Regions from separate parts of the Homo sapiens genome. Here region 1 is linked to region 2. Evidence: chromatin contacts called from ENCODE Hi-C or POLR2A ChIA-PET data. All regions are on one chromosome and are shown on one strand. Each heading gives the region's core, a stretch centred on a gene start or an enhancer-like site at or near the end of the contact. The rest is flanking DNA. Distances are from core to core; before and after follow the strand shown. Region 1 overlaps SEC22A (SEC22 homolog A, vesicle trafficking protein). Region 2 has its middle 16 kb from the start of PDIA5.

Evidence for each region. A loop is a pair of places that touch in the nucleus more often than their neighbours do. ChIA-PET counts read pairs that join two places held with the same protein, here RNA polymerase II (POLR2A). Pooled maps may share reads with other maps.
Region 1: a loop to region 2 is called in a map of left cardiac atrium, with 2.9 times the contacts of the local background. The contact joins two enhancer-like sites. A Hi-C loop is called at or near these places in 3 of 168 maps with a recorded cell type or tissue (K562, left cardiac atrium and right cardiac atrium), 1 of 37 single-sample maps with no recorded cell type and 1 of 50 pooled maps. POLR2A ChIA-PET finds 5 or more read pairs at or near these places in 2 of 52 experiments (WTC11 and activated T-cell).

Annotation. Positions count from the first base shown.
Region 1 is chr3:123,266,703-123,273,165 of GRCh38, forward strand. It overlaps SEC22A (SEC22 homolog A, vesicle trafficking protein), which reads left to right. Exons shown (of 7, transcript NM_012430.5): 7 at 4,820-6,463. The coding sequence ends at 5,020. Among named protein-coding and RNA genes, the nearest start is that of SEC22A, 68 kb to the left of the region's middle. Within about 2 kb of position 4,934, at least 4 of the 41 ENCODE cell types and tissues checked have a DNase peak (open chromatin) inside an H3K27ac peak, as active enhancers do.
Region 2 is chr3:123,047,738-123,053,416 of GRCh38, forward strand. No RefSeq gene overlaps it. Among named protein-coding and RNA genes, the nearest start is that of PDIA5, 16 kb to the right of the region's middle. Within about 2 kb of position 1,279, at least 3 of the 41 ENCODE cell types and tissues checked have a DNase peak (open chromatin) inside an H3K27ac peak, as active enhancers do.

The DNA.
Region 1 (6,463 bases), core at 3,684-6,183, 220 kb after region 2:
ATGGTCTGTCTTGTTATATGTTCCATAGCCACTTGAACAGAATGTGTATTCTGCTGTTATTGGGTGTGTTCTGTAAATGTTTAGATCATGTTGCTTGGTATTGTCAAGTTCTGTATTCTTGCTGATTTTCTGTCTAGTGTTATACCAGTTGGCTAGAGAAGAGTATTGGATTATAGATTTTTCCATTTTGTACTTCAGTTCTATTGCTTCATATATTTTGTAGCTATGTTGTTTGGTTCATACACATTTAGGATTGCTGTGTCTTCTTGTTGGGTGAGCCCATTTATCATTATATATGTTCCTCTCTGTCCCTGGTTATTTTCTTTGCTTTGAAATATTTTGATATTTATCTGGTATCAATATAGCCACTTTTGCTTTCTTTTGATTACTGTTTATGTGATAAATCCTTTTCCATCCTTTACTTTGAACTTTCCTATGTTATTTAAAGTGAGTTTCTGACAGACAGCATGGGGTTGATTCATGTTTTTTAATATCCTGCCAATCTCTGTCTTTTCATTGCTGTACGTAAGTCATTTATAGTTAATGTAATTATGGATATGTTAGGACTTTTTTTTTTCTTTTTTCTTTTTTTTCTTTATCTTCCTGTGGGTTACTTTAACATTTTAAAAGATTTCCATTTCAGTTTATCTGTAGTATTTTTTAGTGTATCTATTTGTATAGCTTTTTAAATGATTGCTGTAGGCATCACGTAATACATACTTAACTCTTCATGGTCTTCTCGTGTCAATATTTTACTAGTTCAAGACACCTTATCTCCCTAGATGTGTTTTTGCCCTCCCCTATTTATAATTGGCTCAGATATTTCCTCCACATATATTTAGAACCACATCAGCCAGTGTTATAATGATTTTTTTTTAACCATCAAACATAATTTAGAAAACTCAAGAGGAAAAGGAAAGCCTATTGTATTTACCCATATTTTTGCATACCATGTCCTTTTTTCTTTCCCAATGTTTCAAGATTCCTTCTTTTTAATTGTTTTCTTTCTATTTAGAGAGCTTCCTCTAACCATTCTTTTATGGTAGATCTGCTAGCAGCAAATTATCTTAATCTTTCATCTGATAAATGTTTTTATTTTCCTTTTATTCCTAAAGGATATTTTTGTTGAATACAGAATTCTGGATTTGGCAGTATTTTTTTCTTTCAGCACTTGAGAAATGTTCTAGTTTTTTTCTGGCCTCTGTGGTTTCTGATGAGAATCCCACTGTCTTGTTACCGATGAGAAATGAATTATCTTGTTACTGTCAAGTGAAAGTGGGTGTCCAGAGTCCCACGTGTTCTCCACTGATATCACAATAAGAGGGTAGAGGAGGGATTCATTGCCATCTAGTGGGAATGAAAGTCCTGGCTTCTACTTGCCTTTTCTGAAGCCATGCTGAAGGGTTAAAACATCTGCTTATAATGTTCTAGGCTCTCAACATTTGATGGTGTGGGTATGGGTGGGTCACAGGGGTTTTTTGTGTGATGTTTGGCTAGAGGATAATAGTTACTGTTTAAAAGTTTTCTGTCTTGCTAAGGTGCCTCTTTCCTGGTCTTTTACCAGAGAGAGCAAGATGTTATTGAGGGTCTTTTTTGTTGTTTGTTTTGATATGCATGCCTTGGCATTTCTAGTTGCCAGCTTCTTCAGCTCCAAGTCTGGGATATATGAAGCAAAAAAGAAAACTCAGAGAACCTACCACTGTGGCATTCTTGGATCTCAAGATTCTTTATTTGTCTGCTTTTCCTCCACAGTTCAGAGTCTTCTTATGCTTGTTTTACATATAATGTCCAGTGTTTTTATTTGTACTTAGTGGGAGAAATAGGGAAAAGTGTGTCTACTCCATCTTCCCAGAAACAGAAGTCCCTGAGCCGTTGTTTTTAAAGTAAGTTACAGACATCATGATATTTTTTACCTTAAAATACTTCATGATGTATCTTCTAAGAATACAGACATCTGTCTACATAGCCAGGACTTCATATCACATCTAAGAATTTAACATTGATACAATATTATCTAATATATGATTCCTATTCAGATTATTTCTGTTGTCTCCAAAATGTTTTCTGTGGCTATATTTCTCCTGATCCAGGATTATGCATTTCATTTGATTGTCGTGTACCTTTTGATCTATGATACAGTCTCCCAGCCTTTTTGTTGTTGTTCTATTTTAGTTTGGTTTTATCTTTCTTAACATTGACTTTTTTAAGAGTTCAGGCAAGTACCACAATCTGGATTAGTCTGTTACTCGTGATTATATTAAGGTTAAATATTCTGGCAACAGTGCTGTATAGTATAATATGCTGAATATCTCTCATTGCTTCAGTCAGGAAATGTGATAAGTTTGATCATTTGGTTAAGATGGTGTCTACCAGATCCCCATTGCAAAGATATCTTTTTCTTCTTTGTAATTAATAAGTAATATGTGGGGTAGAGACCTATTATTTTAAAAGCCTTGGAAAACCTTGAATTAAATATATGTGTGTGTGTGTGTGTGTGTGTGTGTGTGTGTGTGTATATATTACTGGAAATGCTAGCTCATTTTTACAGTAGCATTCCAAGCAATAAATATAGATAAAAAATGGAAATATAAAATCACCATTAAGCGAACACCACAGTAATCATTGTTGCAGGCAAGAATCATTAATGGATACTAAAATTAATGAGCAAAAGTATGATGAGATAAGATATTCACATAATCTCAACTCCCTGCCCCCAAGACAATAATTGCAAAGGGAATAGATACCACCTTATTAAGTGATCTAATTTAATATGTAATAACATGTATTGCGTATCACCTCTGATATTCTTGCCAAAATTGTATAACCTCATTTCAATCTTGACAAAACATCAGACACACCCAAGTTGAGGGACATTCCTACAACATAACTGATTAATACTCTTCAAGACTGTCAAGGACATGAATTTTTTTTTTTTTTTTTTTTTTTTTGAGATGGAGTCTTGCTCTGTTGCCCAGGCTGGAGTGCAGTGGTGTGATCTCGGCTCACTGCAACCTCCGCCTCCCAGGTTCATGCCATTCTCCTGCCTCAGCTTCCCGAGTAGCTGGGACTACAGGCGCCCGCCACCACACCCGACTAATTTTTTGTATTTTTAGTAGAGACAGGGTTTCACTGTGTTAGCCAGGATGGTCTCAATCTCCTGACCTCGTGATCCGCCTGCCTGGGCCTCCCAAAGTGCTGGGATTACAGGTGTGAGCCACCATGCCTGGCCAAAAATTTTTTTAAAAAAAGATGGAGGAGCTGTTACAGATTGGAATATACATGACAATTAATGCAATACAGAATCCCAGATTAGATTCTGGACCAGAAAAAGGACCCTAGTGGGACAATGGGCAAAATCTGAATAAAGTCTGTAGATTAGCTAAGAGTATTGAATCAATGTTCATTTCCTGGTTTGATGATTATACTATGATTACATAAGAGGATAACGGGGAACAGGGTGAAGAGTATACAGTAAACAAAGCGTATACAATAAACTGTTTTTGCATCTTTAACTCTAAAATTGTTTAGAAAGAAAAAGCTATTTTTTTCTATTTTTTCAGTCTTATATGATGAAAATCACTGATAAATACTTCCAATTCATTTTGCTTGGATAGCAGTCTTCTTTTTAAGTAAACAGTCCAAATTTGCATAAGAACTAAACATATTTAACAGAACATTTCCACATTCTTTCTGCATTATAACAGACACTGGTGTGTCCTTCCCATTCTGAAGCCTGGACACAGTTTCTCAGAGAGACCTGGGCCTCTCTCTTAGACTTTGTGGTTCCTATACTTACCAGGTTGTGAATTTTAGACATCTTCTAGAAAACAGTTTATTCACTCAACACATTGAGCACTTACTATGTCCCAGGCACTGTTCTGGGCACTGGAGATAAATGAGTAAATAACAGTAAAAAATCTCACCCCTCATGAAATAGATTCTGTTGAAAGCCTATGGATGACAAACAAAATAAGCACATTTCTCAAGTATGTTTATAGTATGTTGTGGAGAAAAATAAAGCAGTAAAGGGTGAATGCCAGGATGGGCAGGAGCGGTGAGAGGGGGAGTACTTTCTTGACCGTTTCATCTAAAATAGCACCCACTATCATTCTTACTCCCTATCCCTTTTTCCTGCTTTCTCTTTTTCAAGACATAACTGTTTGATATTATATATTTAAAATACATTTATAATTCTTCCCCATTAAAATTTAATATTTATATGAACAAGGGCTTTGTTTTACTTACAACTGAAGAACAATGCCTGACTTGTAGCAGGCCCTGAGTAAATATTTGTTGAATGAATTCTCCCTCAAATGTTCAGTCAGATGCTGTACCTAGCATAGTTCCTTGTACTCAGTGGGCGACTAGTAAAATGTTGTGGATTTTGTTAATACTCAGACTCAGGTTATATTAAGAGTCCATTTTGTAGAATAGCTTGTATGTGCTTTTTTGTATTTTCCTGGGTGAGAATGGAACACCCGCAGACCCTGGGAATGCTTCTTAGTTGCCTGTCACCATGGGGAATTTGCTCAGCCTGTTTGCAAGGAAGTCATTCCATTGTACTTCCATTTAAAATATGATACAAAATGCTTTTCTTCTGAAAAATGAAAAACTTAAGAGGAAAATCTATTTCCCTTTCAAACTGTGAAACTTTCATAGCTGAATGTCTTAGATATATGCTACATTATCTTATCCCTAGATAAAAAATAACCTTATCCATTCTTATATTTTACTCTCTGACCTGTTACAATTTTATATTAGAAACATCTGTTTCTTTTCCTGTAACCCTAATCATCTTTCATTTTTATATTTTGAACAGTGTTATTTACTTGTCTACTACACCGGCTGGCGGAATGTCAAATCTTTTTTGACTTTTGGCTTAATCTGTCTATGCAACATGTATCTCTATGAACTGCGCAACCTCTGGCAGCTTTTCTTTCATGTGACTGTGGGAGCATTTGTTACACTACAGATCTGGCTAAGGCAAGCCCAGGGCAAGGCTCCCGATTATGATGTCTGACACCATCCTTCAGATCTATTGCCTTGGCTTCAGGGGGATAAGGAGGGAACATATCATAACTGCACTGTGATGAAGAAGCTGTTCCCCACAGAGGAGAAGCTCTGCTTTCTTTCTCTCCAACTTTCCTTTTTTAAAATCAGCATGATGTGCCTGTGAGCATGGAAGAGTCCTCTCAGAAGAATGTTGGCCATGAGACTATCATTCAGAGGAGGAGGGGATTTCTCTCTTCAAGGCCGTAACAGTGGAAGAACAGTCATATGCCATTGGAAGTCTTGGCCAGCAGTCCTGAATCCTTCCTGAAGAGTTCAGAAAATAGATGTGGTATTGCTCTGAGGACCAGGCAGGAGGAACTCTACAACCTGAGTTTGCCTTTGTGAGGCATTAGTATAGACCAAATAAAAAGCTGCAGAAATTGGAAAGTTTATGTTTTAAATAAATGACTGTGATAAATATCAGATTATTTGCACACTTATGGTACTACGAGTTTATAAAGTCCAAGATGGTGTGAAATTGGTTCTTTTTACTTTTATATTTTTGCTTGAATCTTAACTCTGGAAATCACCTGATGTAGAAGAAGACTGTGATGAGCTCGTCTGTGGAACATCACAAGTATCGAAAATACAGTAATGGATGTTTCCTTTCTAATCCACATTTATTGTTTCTTTTGAAATCACGTCTAAAAAATATGACTCACACTATAGCCGTTGTTTCCCAAACTTCAGTCTCTTTAGTACTACTTGTATTATTTTCTTAATATTTATCTTTTAAATTTTAAAGTTTTTTTAAAAAAATGAATCCTGCTCCAAGTGGAAAACCAGTATCAGTTTGCCATAAATAAAAGGTAACCACAAAATAAGTAAGATGAACACAAAAAATGTTGTTCAGTTCTAGCTAGAAACTAATGCCTAGAAAGGCTCCGAATCTTAGGCTCTTTCTTTGTGGCAGTGAGGGAGATGTTACCAGCACCAGCATGAGGCACTGTCTCTGGAATAGTCAGAGGATAAAAGGAAACTGTAAAGGGAATGACATTCTCACTGTGATTCAGCATTATTCTATGTTGTGCATCACTTAAAGACATGTTGTGTGCCACCAGTGGCATGGGTCCGCACTATGGAAATGCTTGACTGTAGTAAGAATCAGAAGGTGGCTTTCCTAGCAACTCATTATTTTATGGCTTTGAGGAATTAAGCCCCTAGTATCTGAGAGAACTTACTTGTTTTTTGATAACGTTTTAAAGATTGTTTAAGCAGTTATGAATTAATAATATAGGAAGCACAGTTGGATTCCACTAGCAAAATCTATAACTCTCATGGTTTTGGAAGTCATCTTCATGGGTGATTTTCCTTTGTTTTTTAAAGAAAATATTTCAAACAAGGAATTCATAGGATACTGAAATTTGATATCATCCAGAAAAACAGATCCCATTACATTGTAATTGTTGTT
Region 2 (5,679 bases), core at 29-2,528:
AAGCGATTCTCTTGCCTCAGCCTCCCAAGTAGCTAGGATTACAGGCATGAGCCACCACACCCAGCTAATTTTGTATTTTTAGTAGAGACGGAGTTTCTCCATGTTGGTGAGGCTGGTCTCGAACTCCCGACCTCAGGTGATCCACCTGCCTCGGGCTCCCAAAGTGCTGGAATTACAGGTGTGAGCCACCGCGCCCAGCCAGGTATCTTAACATTAGGGTGTTTCCAGTCTCAGACAGACATATACAAAAATGCACAAGAGAAATTTTTTGTTTTTACTGTTTGTTTCCAGCTAAATAATAATGTAATCATATTATAAAAACCTGGAAAGTAGGAAAAAGAAAGAATTAGTCGTATCATTCTAACACAATCTATGTTAGCATTTTGTTCTTTTACTTTCTACTTCCTTTATATTTCATTCCCTCCGCATGTAGTTGTAATTATAGTATATCTGCACAATTTTGTGTCCTACGTTTTCATTTAACTTTATGGCACAAGAATTTTCCATGTTATTACTTTGGCTTCATAACCATAATTTTAAGGATTACTTAATATTCTACCAGAGAGATATACCACAGTTTACTTATCCATTCCTGTATCACTGGACATTTAGCTTTTGCCCGTTTTTCATTAACATAAATAATGCTGCAATGAACATCTTACGCATGTAGCTTCCCCCTATATTTATGTTATTTCTGTAGAATAGCTTCCAAAAGTGGAATAACTAGGCCAATGATTCTGAACAGTTTTATTCTCTTGATACATATTGCCAAATTGTCTGCTAAAAGCTTACTAATTTACATAAACAATTTTGAACAAGAGTGAAAAGAGCAACTAAATAAAAACTTGGCAAGGAATAAAATAAGAACCACTCCATGTACACATCACGGATGTTAAATGCATTCTGGTGCATGTGCTGTGGGATAAGCATCTCGCTCTCATAGTTGAAAACAGGAAGAAAGCAAAGGCCCTCAGGCCTGTCGTGCTGTTATTATTTCCAGGCTCAGGCACTGTAGCTCTTGTGGCTGCACAACAGAATCACCTAAAATATTTCAAACTGCTGCTATCCAGGGCTGGCCCCTAAATATTCTAGTTTACTTAGCCTGGGGCGTGGTCTCGCTCTGAGATGGCAGAAGGTTTCCAGGTGATTCTATTGCGAGGCCAGGTCAAGCAGCCCTGCGTGGTTTCGGAGGCAGTCAGGGAGATTGAAGAGGTCAACAGAGACAGAGACACTGAGTGATGTCCCTAGCCCCGGTGTTTCCTCCTCTGTTTCCTGTGCCCTGGGGAGACCTCAGCCCATGGGTGCCAACAAGTCTCTCACTGCTCCTCCCATCCTGAGGCCGGAAAGGCTGGCTACATTCAGCTCCCACGGGCCCCAAGGACTCCTAAGAGGATTAAATGAGGAAGAACACAAAGTCAGGGACAACTGTGGAGTTTCCAAACTGCCAGCTAAGGGACCTTAAAAGGATGGGAGGTCAGGCGCAGTGGTTCACGCCTGTTATCTCAGCACTTTGGGAGGCTGAGGTGGGAGGATCGCCTGAGCCAGGAGTTTAAGGCTACAGTGAGCTATGATCACACCACTGCACTGCAGCCTGGGTGACAGAGCGAGGCCGTGTCTCGAAAAAAAAAAAAAAAGCTAAAATGGAAATTCCAAATGTTCAACTTTAGGGCTTGGTAAACACATCATAGTATATTCACATACTGGAGTGTCACGTAGCCACTAAAAAGAATTTATTTGTGCTAAAATGAAAAGTTCTTCAAAATTCTACATGAAAAAAAGCCAGGTGCAGAAGAGATGTACAGTATAATCTGATTTAGGTAAAAAGAACCCTATTACATACATGCTGACTTGTTTACACACAGAAGGTGTCGGAAAAGATACATAAGAAATGAACAGGGCTGGGCGTGGTGGCTCACGCCTGTAATCCTAGCACTTTGGGAGGCCAAGGGGGGCGAATCACCTGAGGTTGGGAGTTCGAGACCAGTCTGACCAACATGGAGAAACCCCGTCTCTACTAAAAATACAAAAACTAGTCAGGCATGATGGCGCATGCCTGTAATCCCAGCTACTTGGGAGGCTGAGTCAGGAGAATCACTTGAACCCGGGAGGCAGAGGTTGCAGTGAGCTGAGACTGCGCCATTGCACTCCAGCCTGGGCAACAAGAGTGAAACTCCGTCTCAAAAAAAACAAAAAAAAAAAAAGAAAGAAAGAAAGAAATGAAATGAAAAGGAGTGGCGATCTTAGAAGGGTGGGTTTGGAGGTGTGGGAGTGGGGAGAGTGAAGGGGAGTTGAACTGTTCACCTTGGGCCCTTCTCTACTGCTTATAGTGTAGGTCTTAAATATGTATTACTTTTGTAATTTTATTTTTAAAAGACTATTATATGGTTTTCCAATAACGGGGGGCGGGGAAGAAAGACAATAGTAAGAATAATAATCTCATACATTCCTCCTAGCACATTACAGTTCTAAAAGCACAATCACTCTTTTGAGATGAGTTGGATCAGTATTATTCTCATTTTATAAGCAAAGAAGCTGAAGCTACAAGAAGTAAACAAACAGCAAGATAATCAGGACTGATCACATGTAGACTTGAGTTCCAGGCTTCCAACTTCTAACCTTCTGATCTTAACATCCTTTCTGTGATTCCGTACTTCAGAAATAAATCTCACAGAAGCAGGATTCGGATGTCCCAGAAAACACTGATTTCCACTTGCCATGGATTTTTCTGCCCTCAACCACCCACACTGGAGCTTGGGAGGCATGGAAAAGTACCTGGGGGAGCCTGCTCCCACAGGAGAAGGGGAGAAGCAGAGCTGGGCAACTGACCTTCAAGGAGGCCAGTGGTGATAATGGGTCCACTTAGCAAGCAGGCCCCTCCCCTGGGAGTTCTGTGGTCTGAAGCTCCCTGTCTCCCAGGATGTGAGCTGAATGAAGGGGAGAGGCAGTCTGAGAGTAACCTGGCTGGAAGTGTGTGAGGGAAGAGGAGAAAATACAATCACTGATCATTGAAAATGCAACATGCAGCACAAAGCTTAGCAGCTAAAGTTAGCTCCCAGTCCAACCCTAATCACCAACTCTGGGCCGGAAAGCGTTAACCAACCATCACCACTGAGTTTGGGCCTCAATTCCCCCTTGCCCCCAGGCAGAATTCTTCAGAGCAAAGCAGAGAGAGATAGCAAATAGCTCAAGCTCCATCAGAGCCCCATAAAACACCACACTGGCTGAGGCCAAGAGAATCTTTTAAAGGTCATTTGTGTACCTGGCTTCCACACTGCACACCTCTCCACCACTCTCCACTATATCTCCAGTGCTTGTTGGGTGGGGGTGGGAGGGGTGCATCTTCCTTGCCTCTGTGTCCCCCACAGCGTCTTGCCTCCAGCTGGCATAAAAACACCTCCATAAGTGTATATCAAAGTAAATGGAATGGACACCATCAAAGATGGTGAAGACGGTGATGGCCAATAATTATTCTGTTTAATTAATTAATGCCATCAATTATATAAATTATACATTGTATGTTATAAACATAATATATTATTATATTTTATCAATTTTATAAGTTTCTATAAATTTTTAATTTATAATGCATTTGTTTATTTACAGGTTTTTTTTCTTTCTTTCTTTCTTTTTTTTTTTGAGACAGGGTCTCACTCTGTCACCCAGGCAGGAGTGCAGTGGCACAGTCACGGCTCACTGCAGCCTTGACCTCCCAGGCTCAAGCAATCCTCCCACTTCAGCCTCTTGAGCAGCTGGGACTACAGGTGCTTGCTACCATGGCTGGCTAATTTTGTATTTTTCGTAGAGACAGGGTTTTTCCGTATTGCCCAGGCTGGTCTCGAACTCCTGGGCTCAAACAATCCTGAACCAGCCACCTCGGCCTCCCAAAGTGCTGGGATTACAGGCATGAGCCAGCATGCCCAGCCTACAGCTAATTTTTTATGAAGCTTGTGAAATAGAAACTAACCCTTACTACTCCATTTTACAGATGCAGACACTAAGCCCTACAGAGGTGAAGGAACTGTGGCCTCAGGCTGCACCGTGAGTAAGGGGAAGCCTGGAGTCTAAACATTGTGACTCACAGTTAGCACTGCTGCCCATACCACTTTGGAAGGACAGTGTGTTTCTCCAGCAGAAAGTGTTGAGCCATAATTAATCAGTAAGAGGTTTCCCAGGGAAGGATGGGGTAGTCAGAGTGGTGGGTTCAGAGCTACGTTTGATAGGGAATTATTTGGAGTTGTTAAGGTAAAGAATGAACCCACGAGGTGTGTTCATCTGATGAAAAATCTATCAAGCCAGACTTATGATTTGTGCACTTTTTTGTATGTAGGTTATGCTTCAATAAAAATTAAATTAAAAAAAACGAGTGAGCAAATGGTCCCTGAGGCCCCTGGTGCTGTCTTATATAGAAGGATGACTGGTTAATGCTTTTGCCTCCCAGTGGAGTAGGAGAAGACAGGTGTTCGCTCTCTTGGAATCTCTCCCTGCTCCACAGCATCCTCCACACTTGCACCAAGCTGTCATCCTGAAATAAAGGCCCAATCAGGTCCTCCTCTGCCTACAATTCCTCAGTGGCTTCTTGTTACCTGCAGAATAAATTCCACACTCCTTGGCAAAGCCAGACACATTCTGTGCCTACCCAGCTTTCCAAGTTAACACTTAATAATAGGAGAGGGGGCAGAAGTAGTAACTGAGCATGGAGACCCTGGGCTCAACCATCTCCTGGTCATGTGACCTTGGGCAGGTCTCTGAACCTCATCTGTAGGGTAGAAGTGATGGTAATGTACCAAGGTAGAGGCCATGGTGAAGGGAGCAGAGATTATGCACATCAAACATATAAAACAATGTCATGTATCCAGTTAGCTCTCAGTGAATGTTTGCAATCACTTTCCTTTTTCATCTGACTACCCCGACACCTTAGATTATTTCCTCACCATTCTCTGACCATAGGATTGTACTCTTTCCCTCCCATTCCTACATCTTCTCTACCCACCAAATTCTCCCCTTGTCTCTGTTGAGATGAACTCCCTTGTCCTCAGTTGAGATGAACTCAATGGCCATTCCTCTGGAAAGGCTCTTTCCAGCCCCTCCCTACCAATGTGAAACTTCTCCACCCGCTCTCGTGGTCCCATAGTGCTTTGTGCCTCCACTGGAGCACTTATTCTGTGGCACCTGCTCCGTCGTTTGTTCTTCAGTAGGGGACTTTCTCCATCACTGCTGCATAAACATCTTCTTGCTCATCTCCAGGAACCTCCCACTGAGTGATGGGCACTTTGCACATTGGAGAGGACAGCACCTGAGATGATTGTCCAGCAGGCGAACATCCCAGCCCTTTCTCGGAGACATGCCACTATCCCCAGCAATATTTTGTGCAGTGCAACTTCAATCCCACTTCCCAAGCCACTGTTGATAGGGCCAGGGCTGAGCAACCAATCCAAGCTGGCCTGACCGGTATGTGCAGTCCTGGGAATCATAAGTGGATGGAACAGCTGCTGCTGGTCTGGCCAGCACTGCCCCATCCCCACCTATTGTGGGTTGAATTGTGTCCCCTTCCCACCAGATAATGTTGAAATCCTAATCCCTAGCACATGAATGTGACCTTATTTGGAAATGGAGTCTCTGGAAATAGATGATCCAGTTAAGATGAGGTCATTAGGGTGGGCCCTAATCCAACATGACCCA